Linked DNA regions of Homo sapiens: region 2 is linked to region 1. Evidence: read pairs that join two places in POLR2A ChIA-PET (ENCODE). Cell type or tissue: MCF 10A. All regions are shown on one strand.

Region 1 (5,000 bases):
TTGCTGATACCCTTTCTTCCAGTTGATCGCATCGGCTCCTGAGGCTTCTGCATTCTTCACGTAGTTCTCGAGCCTTGGTTTTCAGCTCCATCAGCTCCTTTAAGCACTTCTCTGTATTGGTTATTCTAGTTATACATTCTTCTAAATTTTTTTCAAAGTTTTCAACTTCTTTGCCTTTGGTTTGAATGTCCTCCCGTAGCTCAGAGTAATTTGATCGTCTGAAGCCTTCTTCTCTCAGCTCGTCAAAATCATTCTCCATCCAGCTTTGTTCTGTTGCTGGTGAGGAACTGCGTTCCTTTGGAGGAGGAGAGGCGCTCTGCGTTTTAGAGTTTCCAGTTTTTCTGTTCTGTTTTTCCCCCATCTTTGTGGTTTTATCTACTTTTGGTCTTTGATGATGGTGATGTACAGATGGGTTTTCGGTGTAGATGTCCTTTCTGGTTGTTAGTTTTCCTTCTAACAGACAGGACCCTCAGCTGCAGGTCTGTTGGAATACCCTGCCGTGTGAGGTGTCAGTGTGCCCCTGCTGGGGGGTGCCTCCCAGTTAGGCTGCTCGGGGGTCAGGGGTCAGGGACCCACTTGAGGAGGCAGTCTGCCCATTCTCAGATCTCCAGCTGCGTGCTGGGAGAACCACTGCTCTCTTCAAAGCTGTCAGACAGGGACACTTAAGTCTGCAGAGGTTACTGCTGTCTTTTTGTTTGTCTGTGCCCTGCCCCCAGAGGTGGAGCCTACAGAGGCAGGCAGGCCTCCTTGAGCTGTGGTGGGCTCCACCCAGTTCGAGCTTCCCTGCTGCTTTGTTTACCTAAGCAAGCCTGGGCAATGGCGGGCGCCCCTCCCCCAGCCTCGTTGCCGCCTTGCAGTTTGATCTCAGACTGCTGTGCTAGCAATCAGCGAGATTCCGTGGGCGTAGGACCCTCTGAGCCAGGTGTGGGATATAGTCTCGTGGTGCGCCGTTTCTTAAGTCGGTCTGAAAAGCGCAATATTCGGGTGGGAGTGACCCGATTTTCCAGGTGCGTCCGTCACCCCTTTCTTTGACTCGGAAAGGGAACTCCCTGACCCCTTGCGCTTCCCAGGTGAGGCAATGCCTCGCCCTGCTTCGGCTCGCGCACGGTGCGCACACACACTGGCCTGCGCCCACTGTCTGGCACTCCCTAGTGAGATGAACCCGGTACCTCAGATGGAAATGCAGAAATCACCCGTCTTCTGCGTCACTCACGCTGGGAGCTGTAGACCGGAGCTGTTCCTATTCGGCCATCTTGGCTCCTCCCTCGCATTTTTCATTTTTCAATTCAACAGCATTGTTTGTCGTCTTTCTCCCTCCCTGCACGCTGAGGTCTTAGTTCAGGGTCTTGCACTTAGTAGGTGTTCAATAAACATTTATAAACGGAATAAACAGACAATCCCAGCATTGCTCAATACTATTCCAGTCAATACTCCTTGCTCTCTGAGTGACCTGGGACAAAACCTTCTTTTTTTAGAGACAGGGTCTCACTCTTGTCACCCAGGCTGGGGTGCAGTGGCGTAATCACGGCTCACTGCAGCCTCGACCTCCCCAGGCTCAAGTGATTCTCCTAGCTCAGCCTCCCAAGTAGCTGGGACTACAGGTACTGCCACCACTCCTGGCTAATTTTTTATTTTTTATAGAGACGAGGGTCTCACTATATTGCCCAGGTTGGTCTCAAACTTTTGGGCTCAAGCCATCCTTCTGCCTCAGCCTCTGAGTAGCTAGGACTATAGATGCGAGCCACCATGTCCAGCAAATTTCTTAAGCTCTCTGTACTTAAGTTTCCTCAACGGTAAAATGGCCGTCTTAATAGAATGTAACCTGTAGGGCTGTTGCAGATTAAATGGGTTAATATGTTGCACTATGTGTGGCCCATGGTCAGCACTATAGATGTGTCTTGCTATTATTTTGTTATCATCATCACATGTGGAAAGTAAACAAACAAAAAACAGGTGTACTGTCGTGGGCCATGCATTGGACCTGGAGTTAGAAGGTGCAACTCTAGCTGTGCAGTCTTTGCTAGTTAAAACACAGGCCCCAGGCCAGGTGAGGTGGCTCACACGTGGGATCCCAGGACTTTGGGAGGCCAAGGCAGGAGGATCCCTTGAGGCCAGGAGTTCAAGACCAGCCTGGGCAATCTGCATTCCCTTTCTGAGCCTGAGTTTTTCTGTAAAATGGGGGCTACCATAATCTCACCTATTAAAGCTGATGTGAGGATTAAGTGAGTTAATAGCTACAGAGCACCTGCACCTGCACCGTGCTCAGCTCATAGTAGTTGCTTTTTACAATGTGCTAACCCAAGGTGAACAGGCTAGGATTCTGCGGGCGCTGGCCTGCCAGGAGCTCTCCCGGGAGCCTCCAGGAGCGAGGGTTGCAGGACCCCTTCCACCTCCCTGCTGGGCGCCGCGTGCTTGCCTGGTGGCCACCGGGGGGCGGTGATGCGCCGTGAAGGGCTCCCAGGACTGCAGAGCTCGTAGCCGCCCGGCCGCAGGAAGCCTGCAAGAGGCGAGCTTGTTTGGCTTCCTCTCCTTTTCTTCCTTCTTTTCTCCCTTCCCTCCTTTAAACGACGCTGGAATTTCTCCTTCTCTGATGAGATACCTGCTCTTGGCGACGTCCATCCACAGGTCACAGGTCCTGTATGCAAGAAGAAGAGATATGGGGCACCCGGCAACAGCAGGGATCAGGTTGAGCATCAGAAATAATGAGACCTGGCTGGGCACGCTGGCTCACGCCTGTAATCCTAACACTTTGGAGGCCGAGGCGGGTGGATCACCTGAGGTCAGGAGTTTGAGACTAGCCTGGCCAACATGGCGAAACCCTGTCTTTGCCAAAAAATACAAAAATTAGCTGGGCGTGGTGGCAGGTGGGTGTAATCTCAGCTACTCAGGAGGCTGAGGCAGGAGAATCCCCACTTCACTCCAGACTGGCCGAAAGAGTGAAACTCCATCTCTAAATAAATAAATTAAATAAATAAATAAAACAACGAGACCTGCAAATCCACACATCCGAGGGGCCCGTGGTGGGATGCAGGAGCAGCCGGCATCCCCACGAGCAAAGCATTAGTTTTTCCTCGCAGCTAATTATTTTGAAAAACTTCATACCCACAGAAATGCTTTAAAATTGTACAGTCAACAAACACCTTTATTTCTCCCATTTGGATTCATCAGTTGTCAACACATTTTGCCACGCATTTCATTGTATTTTTATTTTCTTGACTGCACCATTTGAGAGTTACTTGGAGACATCCTGACACTTCATCCCTGAATACTTCAGCCTGTATCTCTGTAGGCAACCGCAATGCCATTATCACACTTAAAAAGCTCAACCTTGATATAACGCTATTATCTCACCGATACATACTCAAATGTCCCGTTGTCTCATTTATATCCTGTGTAGCTGTGGTTTTATTTGTGATCCAAGAGCCAATCAATGTTCACATCATTTTTTCTTTCATGACATTTTTAAAGAATCCAGGCAGTTGTCTTGTAAAAGGTCCCACAATTGGAATTTGTCCTGTTTATTATTCATGGTTATATTCAGGCAAGTCGTTTTGGTAACCATATTACATAGGCCTTGTTATCTATTTCCCATTATATCATATCAGGAGGCCCATTGGGTAGGTTTGTGCTATTTTGTGACGCTAAGTTTGATCACTGGGCTATCTGTGACAGTTTCCTGTCCTTCCTTCTATCCAACCCCGCCACCCAAAAAAAAAAAAACCAAACCAAATCTGACATCACAAGAAGCAACAAGCTACATCTAAGATGTGGGACAAATAGCCCAATAAACCCAGGGTCACCCAGGCCTCCCTGCTGCCTTTCAAAAAACCTGGGCACATTCCTGCCACAGGAACTTTGCACTTGCTATTCCTGACACGCGTAATGTTCCCCATGAAGAGCATGGTTTCCTCCCTCATCCTCAAGTCTTTGTTCAAATATCAGCTTTTCAGCAAGACCTTCATTAACTAGTCTAGCCCCCAGTATGGTTTGGCTGTGTCCCCACCCAAATCTCATCTTGAATTGTAGCTCCCATAATTTCCATGTGTTATGGGAGGGACCATGTGGGAGATAATTGAATCATGGGGGCAGTTTCCCCCATACTATTCTTGTGGTAGTGAATAAGTCTCACGAGATCTGATGGTTTTATAAGGGGTTTCCTTTTTTGTTGGCTCTCATTCTCTCTCTTGCCTGCCGCCATGTAAGACATGCCTTTCACCTTCCACCATGATCATGAGGCCTCCCCAGCCACGAGGAACTGTGAGTCCATTAAACCTATTTTTCTTTATAAATTACCCAGTCTTGGATATATCTTTATCAACAGTGTGAAAACAGACTAATACACCCCCTTACCCTGCTCTACTTTTTCCCCATAGCAATTATCACCTCCTGACATGTCATATAATTGACTTATTATATTTGCTGTCTGTCTCCCTCTGGTGGTGTGTAAACTCTGTCAGCATAGGGATTTTTCACTGTTCTATTCACTGCTGTATTCACTTACAGAATTGCTCTTCGCTGGGCTGGCTCCTTCCCCACTTTCAGGTGTCAGTTCAAATGTAAGTCTTCCCTGACTACCCCTTATAACACAGTAACTTTCTATCTGTTCACCCCACTTTAATGTATCTATCTTATTTACTGTTTACTGCCTAATGTCTTTGTTTGTTTGCTTGTTTTGAGACAGGGTCTCTGTCACCCAGGCTGGAGTGCATGATGCAATCATGGCTAACTGCAGCCTCCACTTCCCAGGCTCAAGTGATCCTCCCACTTCAGCTTCCCAAGTGGCTGGGTCTACAGGCATGAGATACCAAGCGTGGGCTGTCTAGGGTCTTATCTCACTGCTCCCACCCCTCATGAAGACGAAAGTCTTTGCCTGCTTTGTTCACTGCTATATCCCCAATACTGGCACATAGTAGGTCCTCAATAAGTATTTGCCGAATGAATGAATGACTTCACAGGGAGGTATAACAGTTAAAAACATGCCATTCAACTCACTTCTCTGG
Region 2 (5,000 bases), 110 kb after region 1:
CTGGGTTTGGATTATAGATCCCAGGTGATTGCACCTGGGGGGCAAAGTTTGGAGCCTCTGCTGTAGAAGACTTCAAGGATTGAACGAGCAGGCAGCTAGGACAGTGCCAGCACAGTGGTTCCCGACCCTGCCTGCGTGTTGGAATCACCTGGGCACCTTCAGAAACCACTGATGCCTCAGCTCACCTCCAAAGATTGTGATATAATTGAACTGGGTGTGGCCTGGGCTTCAGAATTTATAAAAGATTCTCCAGATAATTTAAGTTTCGGAACTACTGACCTAGCATGTAGCGCTTATTAGATAATGATAGCTATTGTTGCGAGGTGCTATTCTAATAACTGCTTTACAGGTATTTACTCATTTACTCATTCATCTGTTCCTTTAAAACTATACGGAGGCACATGTCCTCAGTACCTCCCGAGGCTGTGTCACAGGCATGCATCCTTTAAAAAAGGAAGAAAAAAACTATTGTCATTTTACAGACAAGGAAACAGGCATAGAGTGGTTAAGGGACTCGCCCAAGGCCACAAAGCTAGTGTGTGGTGTGAGTTCTGGCCCGGGCTGTCTGATTTCAGTCCTTGCCCTTACCCCCTGGCCTGTGTTGCACTGAGCACTTGCTGTCTGCTGGTCCCTGAGTGAATGAATTCTGCATGAATAACGCATTCTTTCATTTCTACCTCCAAAACCTTTAGGGGAGGGGAGAGAGGGGCTCACAGAGAGGAAATGGAGGCTTGCAGCTGGCAAGAGGCAGGACCCGCCGCTCCTAACTACCTGTTCTCTGTTGCCGCAGAACCTGAAGGCGGCTAACACAGACCCCACAGCCCCGCCCTACGACACCCTCTTGGTGTTCGACTATGAGGGCAGCGGCTCCGACGCCGCGTCCCTGAGCTCCCTCACCTCCTCCGCCTCCGACCAAGACCAAGATTACGATTATCTGAACGAGTGGGGCAGCCGCTTCAAGAAGCTGGCAGACATGTACGGTGGCGGGGAGGACGACTAGGCGGCCTGCCTGCAGGGCTGGGGACCAAACGTCAGGCCACAGAGCATCTCCAAGGGGTCTCAGTTCCCCCTTCAGCTGAGGACTTCGGAGCTTGTCAGGAAGTGGCCGTAGCAACTTGGCGGAGACAGGCTATGAGTCTGACGTTAGAGTGGTGGCTTCCTTAGCCTTTCAGGATGGAGGAATGTGGGCAGTTTGACTTCAGCACTGAAAACCTCTCCACCTGGGCCAGGGTTGCCTCAGAGGCCAAGTTTCCAGAAGCCTCTTACCTGCCGTAAAATGCTCAACCCTGTGTCCTGGGCCTGGGCCTGCTGTGACTGACCTACAGTGGACTTTCTCTCTGGAATGGAACCTTCTTAGGCCTCCTGGTGCAACTTAATTTTTTTTTTTAATGCTATCTTCAAAACGTTAGAGAAAGTTCTTCAAAAGTGCAGCCCAGAGCTGCTGGGCCCACTGGCCGTCCTGCATTTCTGGTTTCCAGACCCCAATGCCTCCCATTCGGATGGATCTCTGCGTTTTTATACTGAGTGTGCCTAGGTTGCCCCTTATTTTTTATTTTCCCTGTTGCGTTGCTATAGATGAAGGGTGAGGACAATCGTGTATATGTACTAGAACTTTTTTATTAAAGAAACTTTTCCCAGAGGTGCCTGGGGAGTGAACTGTTTTCTAAATAGAAGGTTTATTGGCATCTAACTCACATACCATACCATTCACTTGTTTAACGTTTACAATTCAATGGTTTTTAGAATTTTCAGAGTTCTGCAAAAAGAGTGGGCTCTGTTTACCCTGCTGGCTTCACCCAAGCTTCCTCTCAATGGCAGGGGATACTCAGGGTCAGCTTCCATGCCTAAGTGGGCTCAGGGAGGGGAGACTTGCCCTCCTTTGCAAAGTCAGTTGCTCCATGAGAGAGAACCATTAACCTCTTACCCCAAGGCTGAGCCCCTCCACAGCCCCAGCAAGGTCTCTTCTGGAACAGCGGCTGCCCTCCCTGCAGGACAGTGTGTGACGACTTCCTCTTCTATGCTGGAGGGGTCCCTGTTGAAAGGCAGGGGTTGGGGAACAGCCAGCTCTGCTACTTGCTAGCACATTTTTTTTTTTTTTTTTGAGACGGAGTCTCGTTCTGTCGCCCAGGCTGGAGTGCAGTGGTGTGATCTTGGCTCACTGCAAGCTCTGCCTCCTGGGTTCACGCCATTCTCCTGCCTCAGCCTCCCGAGTAGCTGGGACTACAGGTGCCTGCCACTATGCCCAGCTAATTTTTTTTGAGTGTGTGTGTTTTTTTAGTAGAGACGGGGTTTCACTGTGTTAGCCAGGATGTCTCGATCTCCTGACCTCGTGATCCGCCCACGTCGGCCTCCCAAAGTGCTAGGATTACAGGCTTGAGCCACCGCGCCCAGCGCTGGCACATCATTTAACCTCCAGTTGCCTCAGATTTTACATTTACAAAATGGGGAGTTTTTGTGGAGATTAAGTGAATTAATATCTGGCACATGGTCCATGCAATCTGTTAGTTGGTAACAGCTACCATTTATTCAGTACTTTTAAAGGCCAGACAGGACTTCGATTATTTCCTCTAAATCCTCACAATCACCCTCTGAGGGGACTTTCTCCTTTAAAGAATGGCCACATTGTATTTGTTTTTTTAAATGACATCTGGTCATCATCGAAATCAAGCAAAACAAAATTAAGAGAACCTACCCAAGATGTCAGTGAAATTGGAACATTCCTGACAATACCAGGGCATAAATGCAGGAATCAGGAATAGGCAGCAGTGATAGAACAATTCTGTTTGTGCCCTTGTTAACGTGAAGTTCAAAGTCATCTTTGCAATTAGCCAAAAGAATCTGAAGTGAAGCTGAGGAAATTGCTGATGTTGAAATAAACATTTCCTTCCATGAGGATGACTAATTCTGTAAAGCGTCTCTGCTCAAAGCACAGACCCTGAACCGGAGTTATCGGTGCCACCTGCTGAATCGGAACCTCTAGGCAGGGCCCTGCTGTGGGTTGACAAGCCCTCCGTGGGATGCTCCTGCACACTCAGGTTTGCTGCCAAGACTCTGAAGGATGAGGCCAAGGAGCCTGAAGCCTCAGACTTTGGATGGAGAAACCAAAAGGAAATGAAGTTGGGGCTGGGCACCATGGCTCACGCCTGTAATTCCAACACTTTAAGAGGCTGAGGTGGGTGGATCACTTGAGGTCAGGGGTTCGAGACCAGCCTGGCCTGATCCGCCCGCCTCGGCCTCCCAAAGTGCAGAGTTATAGGCGTGAGCCACCGTGCCCGGCCTACACACACATTTTTGTACTAAAAATACAAAAATTAGCTGGGTGTGGCGCCTATAATCCCAGCTACTTGGGAAACTGAGGCACAAGAATCTCATGAATCCGGGAGGTGGAGGTTGCAGTGAGCCGAGATCACGCCACTGCACTCCAGCCCAGGCGACAGAGTGAGACCCTATCTCAACAACAAAAGGGTATGAAGTCGGATGAGAAAGCTCACCTGTCCTTGGTCCATGGCACCCTCAGGACAAAGCCGCCTCCTGCCTCTCCCACTGAGCTGGGGCCTCAGATTCCCCTCTGCCAGGGCTGTCTTTGCTGACAGGGAGTGTGGGAGGATTGGGTGTCTCTGCTAGCAAACACCTGCTGCCCGTTATCTTCAACTCCCTTCAGAGAAGCCTGGATAAATCAGAAACTCTATCTTCAGCAGAGGCTAATCATGAAACCAAGCAGCCCCTGTTTAGGCTGGCCTTCCTCCCCTGAGATATTTGGAGGAAAAACAGCCTTTCCCAGCCTCAACTGGCCTCGGTGGATGGATGTAGAGTCCCCTGGCAATGGAACCAGTCACCAGCCCCCGAGAGGTTTAGAAAGAATCAGAGCCTGGGCTCTGTGATGGGGACAATATTAAGTCACTCTCTCACTCTGGGCCTGCTTCTCATCTGCAAAACAGAAGCTTAGGACTCTGATCCTTAGTGCCTGTAATAAGTAAAAACATTTGCATTGGTAAGACACCAGCGCTAACCACGCAGAGTGGACACTAACCAGAAACAACTGATGTGCTGGCCATGATGAGGACCATCGGTCCTTTGAATTTTGTGTTTCAACACTTTGGTGTGCCTCCTTCCAGGATCTGTTTCTCCTGTGCATTACACACAATTTTTTTTTTTTTTTTTTTGAGACAGAGTCTCACTCTCCCCCCGGGGCTAGAGTGCAGTGGCACGATCTCAGCTCACTGCAACCTCCACCTCCCAAGTTCAAGTGATTCTCCTGCCTCAGCCTCCCAAGTAGCTGGGATTACAGGCGCCTGCCACTATGCCCAGCTATTCTTTTGTATTTTAGTTAAAAAATATTTTTGGGCCGGGCGCGGTGACTCACGCCTGCAATCCCAGCACTTTGGGAGGCTGAGGCGGGCGGATTATGAGGTCAGGAGTTCGAGACCAGCCTGGCCAAGATGGTGAAATCTCGTCTCTACTAAAAATACAAAAATTAGCTGGGTGTGGTGGCCTACGCCTGTAGTCCCCGCTACTTGGGAGGCTGAGGCAGGAGAGTCACTTGAACCCGGGAGGCGGAGGTTGCAGTGAACCAAGATTGTGCCATTGCACTCCAGCCTGGGCAACAAGAGTGAAACTCCATCTAAAAAATATATATATCTATAGATATATCTATAGATAGGTATATTTGGTAGACACGGGGTTTCACCATGTTGGCCAGGCTGGTCTCGAACTTCTGACCTCGACGAGTGATCTGCCCACCTCGGCCTCCCAAAGTGCTGGGATTATAGGCGTGAGCCACTGTGCCCAGCCTACACACATGCTTTGCATTATACCTTTTCATAACATGGCATATTGACTTACTGTCCCCAACACATCCAGTTTGGATGTGTTATTTAATGTCACCACAATCCATAGATATTGGTCATTCTAATTTTTTGCCCTTAACAATGTCAAACAACTTGCAGCATCCACTTGTGCAGATGCTTCAAAGCCAGTCCTGCATTCTACGGTGGGGTCGG

The links. ChIA-PET counts read pairs that join two places held together with the same protein. Peaks named below come from ENCODE experiments on the same cell type or tissue, not always from the same donor. Only the 100,000 strongest peaks of a DNase experiment are listed, where the experiment ranks them.
Region 2: POLR2A ChIA-PET joins it to region 1 with 5 read pairs; 2 of 35 experiments call an interaction of 5 or more read pairs at or near these places.

Annotation. Positions count from the first base shown.
Region 1 is chr16:68,588,239-68,593,238 of GRCh38, forward strand. No RefSeq gene overlaps it. Among named protein-coding and RNA genes, the nearest start is that of ZFP90, 51 kb to the left of the region's middle. In MCF 10A, CTCF peaks have their summits at 2,410 (motif pointing right) and 4,453 (motif pointing left); a DNase peak (open chromatin) is centred at 2,463.
Region 2 is chr16:68,697,401-68,702,400 of GRCh38, forward strand. CDH3 (cadherin 3) reads left to right here. Exons shown (of 16, transcript NM_001793.6): 16 at 791-2,892. The coding sequence ends at 1,000. Among named protein-coding and RNA genes, the nearest start is that of CDH1, 37 kb to the right of the region's middle. RefSeq lists an enhancer at 2,271-2,415 and a cis regulatory region at 2,343. In MCF 10A, no CTCF peak of the experiment used is centred here; a DNase peak (open chromatin) is centred at 2,921.